Regions from separate parts of the Homo sapiens genome. Here region 1 is linked to region 2. The links are chromatin contacts, found by Hi-C or POLR2A ChIA-PET in ENCODE. All regions are on one chromosome and are shown on one strand. The core of a region is the stretch at or near the end of the contact, and the rest is flanking DNA. Distances in the headings are between cores, read along the strand shown.

Region 1 (5,746 bases), core at 1,246-3,745, 100 kb after region 2:
ACACTCTAAAACAATGTTAAAAACAAGCTGACCGGGGAGGATTGCTTGAGGCTAGGAGTTCGAGACCAGCTTGGGCAGCATAATGAGACTCCATCTTAATAAATACATTAAAAACCATTAGGGAGTGTCGTGGTGCAAGCCTATAATCCCTGCTACTCAGGAGGCTGAGCCATGATCACACCACTGCTCTCCAGCCTAGGTGACAGAGCAAGACCATGTCCAAAAAAAAAAAAAAAAATGAAACATAACAACAAAACATAACACTGTTTCCCCAGTTTCAATTTCTATTATATAAAAATCCTCATTTGCAGTTTTACAATGCTATCTATATGGCTACCACCTTTTCATTAAATAGTTCTATTGTCTTTATGAACTCTCTCTGACTTGCATTTGGCATATATTGAGAACTCTTAAAATTCAGTAAAATATACAAAAAACAATACAAACTAGGCAAAATATTTCAGCAGACATTCCACCGAAGAATATACATAAATGTCAAATATACTTATCAAAGATACTCAGTATCATTAGTCATTAGTGAAATGCAAATTAAACTCAACTAGATACCACAACAAATCTCTTAGAGTGGCTAAGAAATACTCAAAATACCAAGTGCTAGCAAGAATGCAGACAAACTGGAACATTCAAACACAGGTGTTAGGAAATAGTACAGCCCATTTGAACTATTTGACAGTTCATTATACACTCGCTATCAAACCAGCCACTCTACTTTTAGGTGTTTGCCCAACTAAAAACTTATGTTTACGCAAAAACCTGCATATCAATATTTATAGTAGCTTACACCTGTTGGTGCAATAGTAATTGTGTTTTTTTTTAAACAGCATTACTTTCAATGGTAAAAACTGCAATTACTTTTGCACCAAACTAATATAAAACAATTTGGGGAGAACTGGCACCTTTACTATGTTGAATGTTCTAATCTATCTGTATTTGATTTTAAAAAATTTCCCTTATTAACATTTTGTAGTTTTCACCACGTCAATTCTGTACATGTTTTGTTATATTACTATCTAAGTAGTAAATTTTCTTTGGAATGATTGCAAATGGTAGTTGAGTTTTAATTTCAATTTCTAAATATTCCTTGTTTGCATACAAATTGTGATTAAGTTTTGTCTGTTGATCTTGTAACCTGCAGCCTTGGTGAACTCACTTATTGGTTCTAGGAGTATTTTATAATATATTTATAGGGCTAGTCTACACACCACCTGTTATGGCGAGGTCCCTCTTGCTGGTTGGTGCACAGCTACCTGGGTATTCCTGGATGTGGGAGTGGGGTTTCAGGATAAGCCTGGTGGGAGAGTGCTTCTACTGGCCCCTCTATGTTTACTGGGTCCTGATTGATTCCTCTTGCTGGTGGAATCTTGCTTGGTATTATTGGAGGGACATGCATTTGATCCAAGGGAGACTTAATCCTTTCTGAGCCACCTTCTTTTGCTAGATTATGGGCTGGGAAACACTTGGCCTGTGTGGCCTTCTTCTGTTTGGTGGGGGAATATAAGACAAACTGCCATTATAATTTGGCTTTCCTCCAGTCCTAGGATTCCAAATCAGTTTGTCTTCCTCTTCCCTGCTTAAAACGTTTTCCCTAAGGGTATACAAAAACCTTCATTTTCTGGATTTTACCTGTAAGGGATAATTGGAAGGACAGCTGAGTTCAGGCAAGCTGATTTATTATCAGTCCTGCCGGGCTACCTCCTGATAAAAGCAGAGGAGGCAGCCCTGCTTTCAGACCATTGCATGGCTTTACAAGGCGAGGAACAGGGTCAGGGTGGGGGAGCTGAGATGGGTGTGCAGGTGTCTTGACCGCATCCTGGAGATGTTTTTTGCCAGCTTTGTTATGCAAGGTGAACAGACATGTCAACCGCATCCTGTAACTGACTGGTTAGTTACTGGAGGGGTCAGTGAAGGGGGGTTTGTCTTTAGCCCTGGGGGAGCTGTGCGGATGTCACAAACGACTGCATTGTAAGACCCATGGGAAGGGAGGGGGAACAGTCTGGTTGGGGTGACCCTAACATTACCTATCTCTACAAATTCCCTGTCATGTGCTTAAAAAAAAAAAAGACACCAGCCAGAGTTGACAGGCAAAGACAATTGCAGAGGGAGGCAAGACTATTGCAATAGGGGAGAGAGACTAAATTTAACTCCCCTGAAACAAAAGATGGGACAGTTTTTAATGACAAAGTACTAGAGAACTTTGCAGGGAGGTTGGTAAACATGATTCGGCCATCTGTGTTTGCTAATACGTGCTTATCTAAGTTAAGCTCCTACATTTCTATAGAGACTGGATGAAGGCACTCCATCTTTCTTGGTGTATACTTTTCAAAAGGATGACTCTCAGGACCTGGAGAAAGACATTCCTAGTCTGTAAAACTTGCAAGAGAAGATTTACATCTCTAAGCTGCAGCGAAAGAATTTACAATTTTAACTTTTCTAAAGTAACTGCTCTAAGAAAAGAGAGATCAAGGGCCTAGAGTCAGGAAGAAACTTGTCTGAAGTTGAGTCAGGTTCAGGGGAACTTCTAAGGCTGCCTTGGTCAGTGCCAGATGACTTAAAATTTCCGGAATGCCATCTGCTAATTTGCACTTTCTTGTTTTTGCACATGTTGGTTTCTCTGTAAAATATCCTCTCCTCTTTGTTTTCCTGACAGTTTCCTTATTTTGTTTCAATAATCTGTTCAATCTTTACCTCTTCTGTGAGGTACACTCCTGGTTACTCCATATCAGTTGATAAGGCACATTTTGTACCACCTTTTTGAAGCATAATGTTGACTTTCTTTAGAAAGCATATTCTGATGCTTTCAAAAAGACCCAGCCACCTCTTTTTGATCACTTTGTAAAACATAAAATGTCTTTTTGTTACAGGACTTTTCATTAGTTCAGCTCAAGATGAGGTCCTTATCACACAGCTACGAAAATTTAGGCTAGCGGACGATTTGAGGAGTGAAAAAAATGGAAAAGGGGGGAAACACAGACTCTCCACAAAGGCAGAGTCCCTGCTGGTGCGCTTCCCGCCTCGCAGTTTGAATCCCAGGTTCCACACAGGAAGAGGAGGGGCTAAGCTCCTCCCTGCTGCAAAACCCACAGGAACTTCCTGAGTTTCCACCCCAGTGCCCAAGGCCAGCTGGAGTTTTTATGGGGAGTCCTTCCCACTTGTCTGCCTCATTTTTGTATAGGATTTACATAATTTCATTGTTTATACATCTCTCCTTCACTCTATCTCTCACATCTCTCTCTCTTTTTTTTTTTTTTCAGTTGAGACAGACTCTCACTCTGTTGCCCAGGCTGGAGTGCAGTGGCGCGATCTCAGCTCACTGCAATCTCTGTCTCCTGGGTTCAAGCGATTCTTCTGTCTCACCCTCCCAAGGAACTGCAATTACAGGCGCATGCTACGACACCTGGCTAATTTTTGTTTGTTAGTTTGTTTTTGGGACAGAGCCTCAGTCTGTCGCCCAGGCTGGAGTGCAGTGGCCTGATCTCTGCTCACTGCAACCTCTGCCTCCCGGGTTCACTCCATTCTCCTGCCTCAGCCTCCCGAGTAGCTGGGACTACAGGCGCCTGCCACCATGCCCGGCTCATTTTTTGTATTTTTAGTAGAGACGGGGTTTCACCATGTTAGCCAGGATGGTCTCGATCTCCTGACCTCAAGTAATCTGCCCACTTCGGCCTCCCAAAGTGCTGGGATTATAGGCGTGAGCCACCGCTCCCAGCCTCTCTCATATATATCTATATATGAAACTCTATCCCCACTCATGATGTAAAGCTTGAAGCTAAGTAAGCACTCAAAAATACTTTAAATTGAATAATTAAAGCAATTTTCACATTGTGTTAAAATTTTAATAATATGTCTCTTCATTCTTGTCTCTGAGTAACTTGAGTTCATTCATCTTGTGAAAAAGGCCCTAGCACCTTGTCTGGCAGCTGCTTACTGATTATTTAATGAACAAATGGATGAGTAATAATAATTTATAAAGCAAAATTATTTTTCCAGAAAAGTAACAATTTTGTATCAAAACTTGGAATGTCATATTAAAGTCCTTAAAAATTAAATTTACTTAAGAATTAAAAGCCTCAGATTTTATGTTTAAAAGGTAACTATGTCTTTTTTCCTTCAACTATTAATTTTGTTTTTCACAAATGGCCAACTCTTTTTTTTAAATGACTCCTTTTCTCCTAGAATCAGAAATTGTACTTTGAAAATATACTCTAGATTTAACAATTCAAATAGCCCACTAACACTGACAATTTTGATGTAAAAGAATGATTTTCTTCTGGGAAATTTTATATTTATGCATTTAAATTTCTCTTGATTGTTTTTCCATGTACTTCAGAAAGCTGTGAATTTTTTTTTCAGCCTTCCACTTTTGTGTGTAGTTATCAAGTTTTAGCTCATCAAACTGCTGAATTTAAGCTTTATCTGTCTAATTAATATTCTTCAGCAGTTCACAGTCTTCATTTCTCATTTCAGGTTAGAGTACAAAACATTCTCCCTGCAGTCTCACGAACTGTGAACAAAAACTGAAGTGAAAACTCATAGTGCATAACTCGTCAATACTCCTGTGATCGTATAACCATCAGCAAGAAAACAAATTTGATTGAGCCCCCATCCAGTCCTCTTTGCGTGGAATCAGACCTCTTTTGCAGTGGAAAGGAGCAGGTAAAACAAATAAGCAGAGGCACAAAATCATCACCAAACCAGACTCACTGAAATGCCAACACTGGCATGTGCGCAGACATTTTCTATTCTGGACTTACTTCTAAACAGCAATGCCAACAAGCATGAGAGGTGAAAAAATGTGGATAAATACATGTTTGGTTTATTGAACTAGGTCTTATCATATCCAAATTAAAAACAAAAGGCACATCTCAATTTCAAAATAAGGTTCTGAATTTTAATTCTCAGATTCATTGAATTTCTTTTTGATTCAAAATTCAAACTCTTCTATCGAATATATCCTTTAGATAAATTGTCTCCCAAACTCAGCAGCAGATTCTCCCTTTTTCTTGTAGCCACATGAATCTATATATTTTCCCGACCAGAGTCTCCATATATATTGTTGATAGAAACATAACTTTCTATTAACAAAAATTGTTTATGCATATCTACTAATTTCTTACATTGTATTTCCACCAACCAAACATAACCAAGATCACACATATATTCAATCTTACACTGAGAATACCTTAAAAGCTAATATTTTAAACTTTGTAATTAATTCTGTTTGTCTCTATTTTCATTTAAAAAAAATCTCTCTCGTTAGTACCTACCATAATTTATACCCAGTCTCTCTCTCTCTGTCACACACACACACACACACAAGCACACATACACACAGTGAGAGGGAGAGTGGGAGAGACTGTTTTGAATGTTTTGGTTAATTAACTATAATGTATTTTTCTCATTTGTATTTTATTTAAATTTTCATATTTACTTTCATTGAAATGAAATATTTTTCCACATTTATTTTTATTGAAATGACAATACATGAGGCCAGGCAAGGTGGCTAACACCTGTAATACCAGCACTTTGGGAGGGCAAGGCAGGTAGATCACTTGAGGTCAGGATTTCGAGACCAGCCTGATTAACATGGTGAAAACCAGCTCTACTAAAAATACAAAATTAGCTAGGTGTGGTGGCACATACCCGTAATCCCAGCTACTCGAGAGGCTGAGGCAGGAGAATCACTTGAACCTGGGAGGTGGAGGTTGCAGTGAGCCAAGATCATGCC
Region 2 (5,778 bases), core at 563-3,062:
GAAATATAGAGAAATAATCAATTTATATTTTAACATTAAGTTTGTACTCCTTTACATAATAATTTCAGAAATATAAAAGCTCCATATACTTGGCTTTAATTATTACAAATCAAATTTCTGACAATAATAAAGTCACAAAAATTACTAGATCATATCAAGATGATTTTTATTGAAAATACTTTGGTTAAAAATAGTTCAACTTCTTATTTTGGGAAAAAATCAATAATTTCAGAAATAATAACCATCACAGTTTCTATTATATATAGGCAAATGAAAATAATATAACTTTCTATAAGGTAGTTTGAGATACACTATTGGTTTTTATAAGGTAGCCCAAAGATGAAAAATCGACATAGCAATAAAGAATATTTAAATACTTCAAGTAGAAATCAGTATGCATATAACTTAGTTACTCTAGTTATTGGACTTCAATCCTCCTTTGAAAACCTTGCAAGCCATAAAAATGGAAATCCTATGGTAATTAATTGTAACAGTAAAATTAAATTTATATTGGTGGGTCAAAATTCTATATGAGCAGTACCTTATTTTTACACATTCATTAAGAACGGGGTAAAATTATCTGATCCTTTGTCTAGCTCTCTTATACTCTTTAAATTATTTTTTTAAGCCTACCAAATATGACAGGATCATGATAAGAAAATGACATGTCATAGAACAATTTCATAGTTTAATGGCTTTGTTATAATATTACTTTACTCAAGAAGATTATTCCTGACATAGAACATATCTAATAATCTATTTATGATTTTGCCTTCATGTATTACCTGAGCTAGGTCATTAGAAAATAGTACTTGCAAGGCCCTTATTTTGATTCATTTAACTTAACCTCTGAATATAGCAACAACATTTGGAGTTTCTCTCATCAGTAAATGACTATGGTCTGTATTTCTGCATTAAAAAAAGTAATGTCTCGTTTCTAAATACTAAATGTTTTGTAACTTTCAAAAAAAGAGTAACACCCAAATTATATAATTCACTTAGAAAACGGGAACTTTAAAAGCAATTTGAGAAGGAAAACGTAGGCTTTTAAAATAATTTTTTTTTCTCAGCTGCAAATAACGCAAGATGCCAGTTACTAAAATGCACTAATCAATGAAAAAGCAAATGAGTAGGTCTCAGTAGATAGACTGCTAAATAATTTAGACAGAAAACAATACGATTAAATTGATTGTTTCAACAAGTCAATATAGAATTGCAAATTTCCCGGTCTCATCAATAACAAGTGGTTGCAACGTAATGCACAGGCTTAATGAGTTCTCCGACTGTTAAATCCAAGCGAACTCACCTGAGTAACAGTGCTGCTTCCCAGAAGTAAAATCCCGAAACTAATGTCCGAAAGTGTCTCACGTGGGCCATGATACGGAGAGATATTCACGATCCTGAAAATAGTCTTATCCAAGGCATGGGGAACCAGAAAGACAGAATGAAAATGTACAATCTAACCCCGCATGGTGTTGGTGTAGACTGATGCTTGGGAAGCTTCAGCACCTTAGACAGCTCCCCGCAGTATGCGGACCCCTTCTCAGCATTGAGCAGAAGTGGAGAGTCACAGTGTTATAAATGTGCAGGTGATTTTTACAGTGAAATTACAAAAATGAGTGAGATGAAATGTCTGAAGTGCCTAGGTGCTGGGCAACAGTTCTCTAAAGCTCCAGCAGCAAAGGAAGAATGTTCGTTCTTCCCTGACTGAGACCCAGGATTGGAGGAAGAAGAGCAGCAACAGCCGGAAAGAGGACGCCTCTCCACCTGCTCCAAGCGCCGCCCGCCGGAATCCAGCTCTCCACCTTGGGTTAAAACCCGAGACCCGGAGCGCGGCAAAGGGAAGCGGGGGTGGGGCCGGACAACCCGGTCCTGTCGACCAATCACGACCGCACAGCGGGACGGAGTGACAGGCCACTTACGACGGTAGGCGGGGCTTAGCGCTTCACCCTTTAACAAAACCCAAACAAACCAAACGGCGACTGGAGCGAGGTGGGCGGAAAAAGCCACCTGGGAAAGTCAGCGGTTTTGTGGATTAGGTAGTGTAACCCCGCAGGAGGGACCCTTTAGTATTCCCTTCCGGGAAAAGGCACACTTTAGGTCTTCTCGGATGTGACACTGTCTGTTACACTCTACACCGAAATACAAGAGTCAGCAGTAAACCCAGACCCTGGCGGAGGGCTGGGGAAGAGAAGACAATGTGGTGCGTGAACGCCCGTGGAACGGAAGAACCAGCTGCTTCTAGAATCCTCTCAAGCCTGGCCAGCTTCTGGCCAGGAAGCGTTGTTGACTGGATTTAAGTTGGGTTTCCTTAAGTAATAGTAAGGGTTCTAAAAAGATGAAGGTGTGAAGTCTAAAGAGATGGCTGCTAGAGACGCAAGGCTTCCCACCATTTTTTTTTTTTTTGGTCTTTCCCGTTTTACATCTTCACAGTAAGTTTAAGTGAGAAGAACAGCTAGATCACATGGTACTATAAGGTCCATCTTTTCTCCGTCATGTCAGCTTTCTGTCCTTCTCTTTCTCTATTCTTTTCCCCCTCTCCTTCTCTGTCCCTGTTTTCCTCCCCTCCCACATTTATTTACTTTGGGTTTTGGATGGAAGACTGGAAAAGAAAAGTGTGTGTGTGTGTGTGTGTGTGTGTGTGTGTGTGTTGTGTTGTTTATGTATTTCAAAGTAATAGAAGTTTTTTAAAAATTAAAACTTCTTTGATCTTTATAGTGGCTCTTATTTACTATCAGCCATGATCAAATGTTCATTCCTTGAATCTTAGATTTTCCCCAAAACTTCCTCAGATATTTATTCTGAAATCCCTACTTTCATCTCTTAACTTAGTCTAATGACATGTCAAAAATGATTCCTCATCTTGACACGTTGGTTATTCCTGAAATTCTCTGTTTAACTGGAAAGCATAAGTCACCACCTTCCAACCCTCTCATATGAAAAATCTCTCTCTCTACACTTTAGTAAAAAAGTTTTATTTACATTCAGTGACAATAAAGAGTTTCCTGGATTTATTTCTAGATGTTTTTATTATACTTGTCTCTTTTCACATAGTGGTTTTCTGATTTAAATCATAAACTGCCAGAAGTTTCATAAGGGACACCATTGATTCTGCCCAGGAATATTTGTACCTGGAGAAGATTCATACCATTTTTATCAACTTAATTATTCACGATGAATCTTTTGAAATCTCACTAAGCACAAAAGCTTTTTAGTTGGCGATTCTTTGAATAGCAGTAATAATTGTTTAAAAACGTACGCATTAAAAAACTTCAAAACTTTATTTCAAGAATACGTGGATTCCTTGCTCTGCTTAACCACTGACTGGGTACTTTGAGAAAAGGTATCCTCTTTAAAAAATATCTTTATATATATATATATATTTAAAGTATATTTATTGAGAAAATTAGATTAAATGATCTTGCAGATTTATTCTCTGGCTTGATGGAGACAATGTATGTTTAAGTCAGTAAATTAATAGATAATATTAAAACTCTCTTTAGAGTAATCTGGAAAATTAAATTACACAATGGCTTAAAAGCCAGGATAATTTTAACTATTTCAACTTGTAGTTAACATAAAACATAGAAATATACTTTATAAAATTAGTACGGATATGAAATTAGTATGGATCTAATCCTTTTTAAATATAAAGTTCATATGAAAGAATGGCTGGAATCCTCGTAATACTCATTTTTCATAACACCATAATTATTGTCTTCAAATTACTTGTCACTCTTTGTTATCATCCTCCTCATTTATTTGTTTGACTTTTTCACTAGAGTGAGGACAATGGCCACTATTTAGCACAACACTTAGCATATAATAGATACTCAGTATTCGTTGGGTGCATTAATTATCACATTGGAAACACAATATGTATTTTCTCTATTAGTAAATGAAGGAAGTTGTTACAGTGCATTGGGAACTAGACTAATTAGGTATATTTAAAATTGAGTGATTGTGGTGCTCTGTTTCTTTCAGTTAACGTTTGATGTTTAATTTTCTAGTGTATTTTTGTTGAGGGATATTTATATTGTTTGTTTTAATTTCTATAAGGTCAAACAGAATATTATGCATCTACATATTTTTGGTAGCTGTCTTGTAAATCGTACTCTTTTCAGAGTAATAGTACTGATTGAATGGGTAGGCGAGTGAATGTGTTTTTGGGGTAGGGGGAACCTTCTGTGGCTGACGATTAGATGATCAGCCCATTCATATACAACTGTGCTGGATTGTGACATGGCCACATCTCAGCTTTACCTTTCGTGGCCTTTATTATTGCTTTCTTGCACTAATGGATTCTACTTCACATTATATAGGACATGGGACTTCGGAGCTTAATGGGATATCGATCTTCATCATGCTTAATACTTACTTTTCAAGAGAAAGCAATTGTAGACCAGTGTGGTTAAGTGACGGTTACAAGCCCTCATATCCAGTAAGCAGAAGGTATCAAATTTCAATCTGGGGCTTTTGGTTCATTGTCTAGTTTTCTTTTGTTCACTACCATGGAGCTATTTTTAAGGCACATTTATTCTATTTTTTCAAAATATGTGTACATTGCCTAAGCAACAGAAAGATCAATTTCAGTATAATGATAAAGGTGCCTCTTTTATTTAGTTAGCTTTTTTACATTTCCTCAGTTGTTACTACCAATGATCTAAAACCTGGGATATTTTACACATATTGTTGAGATGCTTTGCTATTTAATAAAAGCCCCATATACTCTTTAAGTCAATGTAGTATAGAATTAGTGCTAGTTTACTGAGAGTTGATTGGATTCAGTAGCATTGAATCATTCTAACCATCTCATCAAAAGTTGATATACAGATCAAAATGCCAGTTTAAACACTTACCAAAAGTAATGTTACTTTTGAAATAATTAGAATATTGACATCTTTGAATTAACACTCCCTAAGGTTGAAATAAAGTTTTAATTTAGGAATCAATCAGAAAGTTGCTTATTTAATATAAATCTAGTAGAGAATAATTAGCCCTATGGCAGGCTTACATATTGTCACTGAATATGAGCCTAGTGAACTTACCTTCTGCATAAGGATTGACCTACTGAGAACACTAGAATAATCATGAAATGTTATTAGTTGATTTGGTGACCCTCTATTTTGAATAGAGGGAGAATATCCAATAATTTATTTACATTTGCTTGTCTAGGCTACACAATTTTGTACATGAATCTCAGCAACAGCTTCCTAATTGTTTCTCCTGCTAATCTAATTAAAGTTCCATTGTAAATATTAAGTTTTTTAAAGTAAATCAAACGATGCTACTTCTATTCCCAAAGCCCTTTATTTCCAATGCAACAAATTGAATTCATACTCCCTTTTATAACTCACGAGACTCTGAATACTATCCCGTTGGTAATCTCCTGAGCCTCATTTTTTTAAATGTGAAATTGTATTTATTTTTTGTACATTTTGTAGACAGTTTTAACTTTTCAGAATATTTAAATGAGTAATTTATTGTAAAATCCACAGAAAATTTATTTTGCTTATTTATTTAAAAAAATATTTATTAAGAGATGATCGATGTTCAAAAAGCTGTAGATATTTAACGTATACATCTTAATGTGTTCGGAGATAAGAATACACCTTTGAAACCGTCAACACAATCAATGCTATAATCCTATCCATGACCTCCCAAAGTTTTCTCCCACTCTTTTGATTGTTTTGTTTTTTCTTTCTGTGGTAAGAGCATTTAACGTAAGATTTATCTTCTTAACAAATTTTAAAGTATACAATACAGCATTGTTAATCA

The links. A loop is a pair of places that touch in the nucleus more often than their neighbours do. ChIA-PET counts read pairs that join two places held with the same protein, here RNA polymerase II (POLR2A). Pooled maps may share reads with other maps.
Region 1: a map of OCI-LY7 shows a loop between it and region 2 (4-fold over the local background). The contact joins the enhancer-like site here to the promoter of GLRA3 in region 2. A Hi-C loop is called at or near these places in 2 of 168 maps with a recorded cell type or tissue (OCI-LY7 and endothelial cell of hepatic sinusoid), 1 of 37 single-sample maps with no recorded cell type and 1 of 50 pooled maps. POLR2A ChIA-PET finds 5 or more read pairs at or near these places in 1 of 52 experiments (OCI-LY7).

Annotation. Positions count from the first base shown.
Region 1 is chr4:174,926,501-174,932,246 of GRCh38, forward strand. ADAM29 (ADAM metallopeptidase domain 29) reads left to right here. Exons shown (of 5, transcript NM_014269.4): 3 at 4,486-4,674. Among named protein-coding and RNA genes, the nearest start is that of ADAM29, 11 kb to the left of the region's middle. Within about 2 kb of position 2,496, at least 2 of the 41 ENCODE cell types and tissues checked have a DNase peak (open chromatin) inside an H3K27ac peak, as active enhancers do; they include OCI-LY7, where a contact is called at or near this core.
Region 2 is chr4:174,827,435-174,833,212 of GRCh38, forward strand. GLRA3 (glycine receptor alpha 3) reads right to left here and starts at 1,813. Exons shown (of 10, transcript NM_006529.4): 1 at 1,307-1,813. The coding sequence starts at 1,377. It overlaps LOC101928551 (a long non-coding RNA gene), which reads left to right and starts at 4,294. Exons shown (of 5, transcript NR_125900.1): 1 at 4,294-4,452.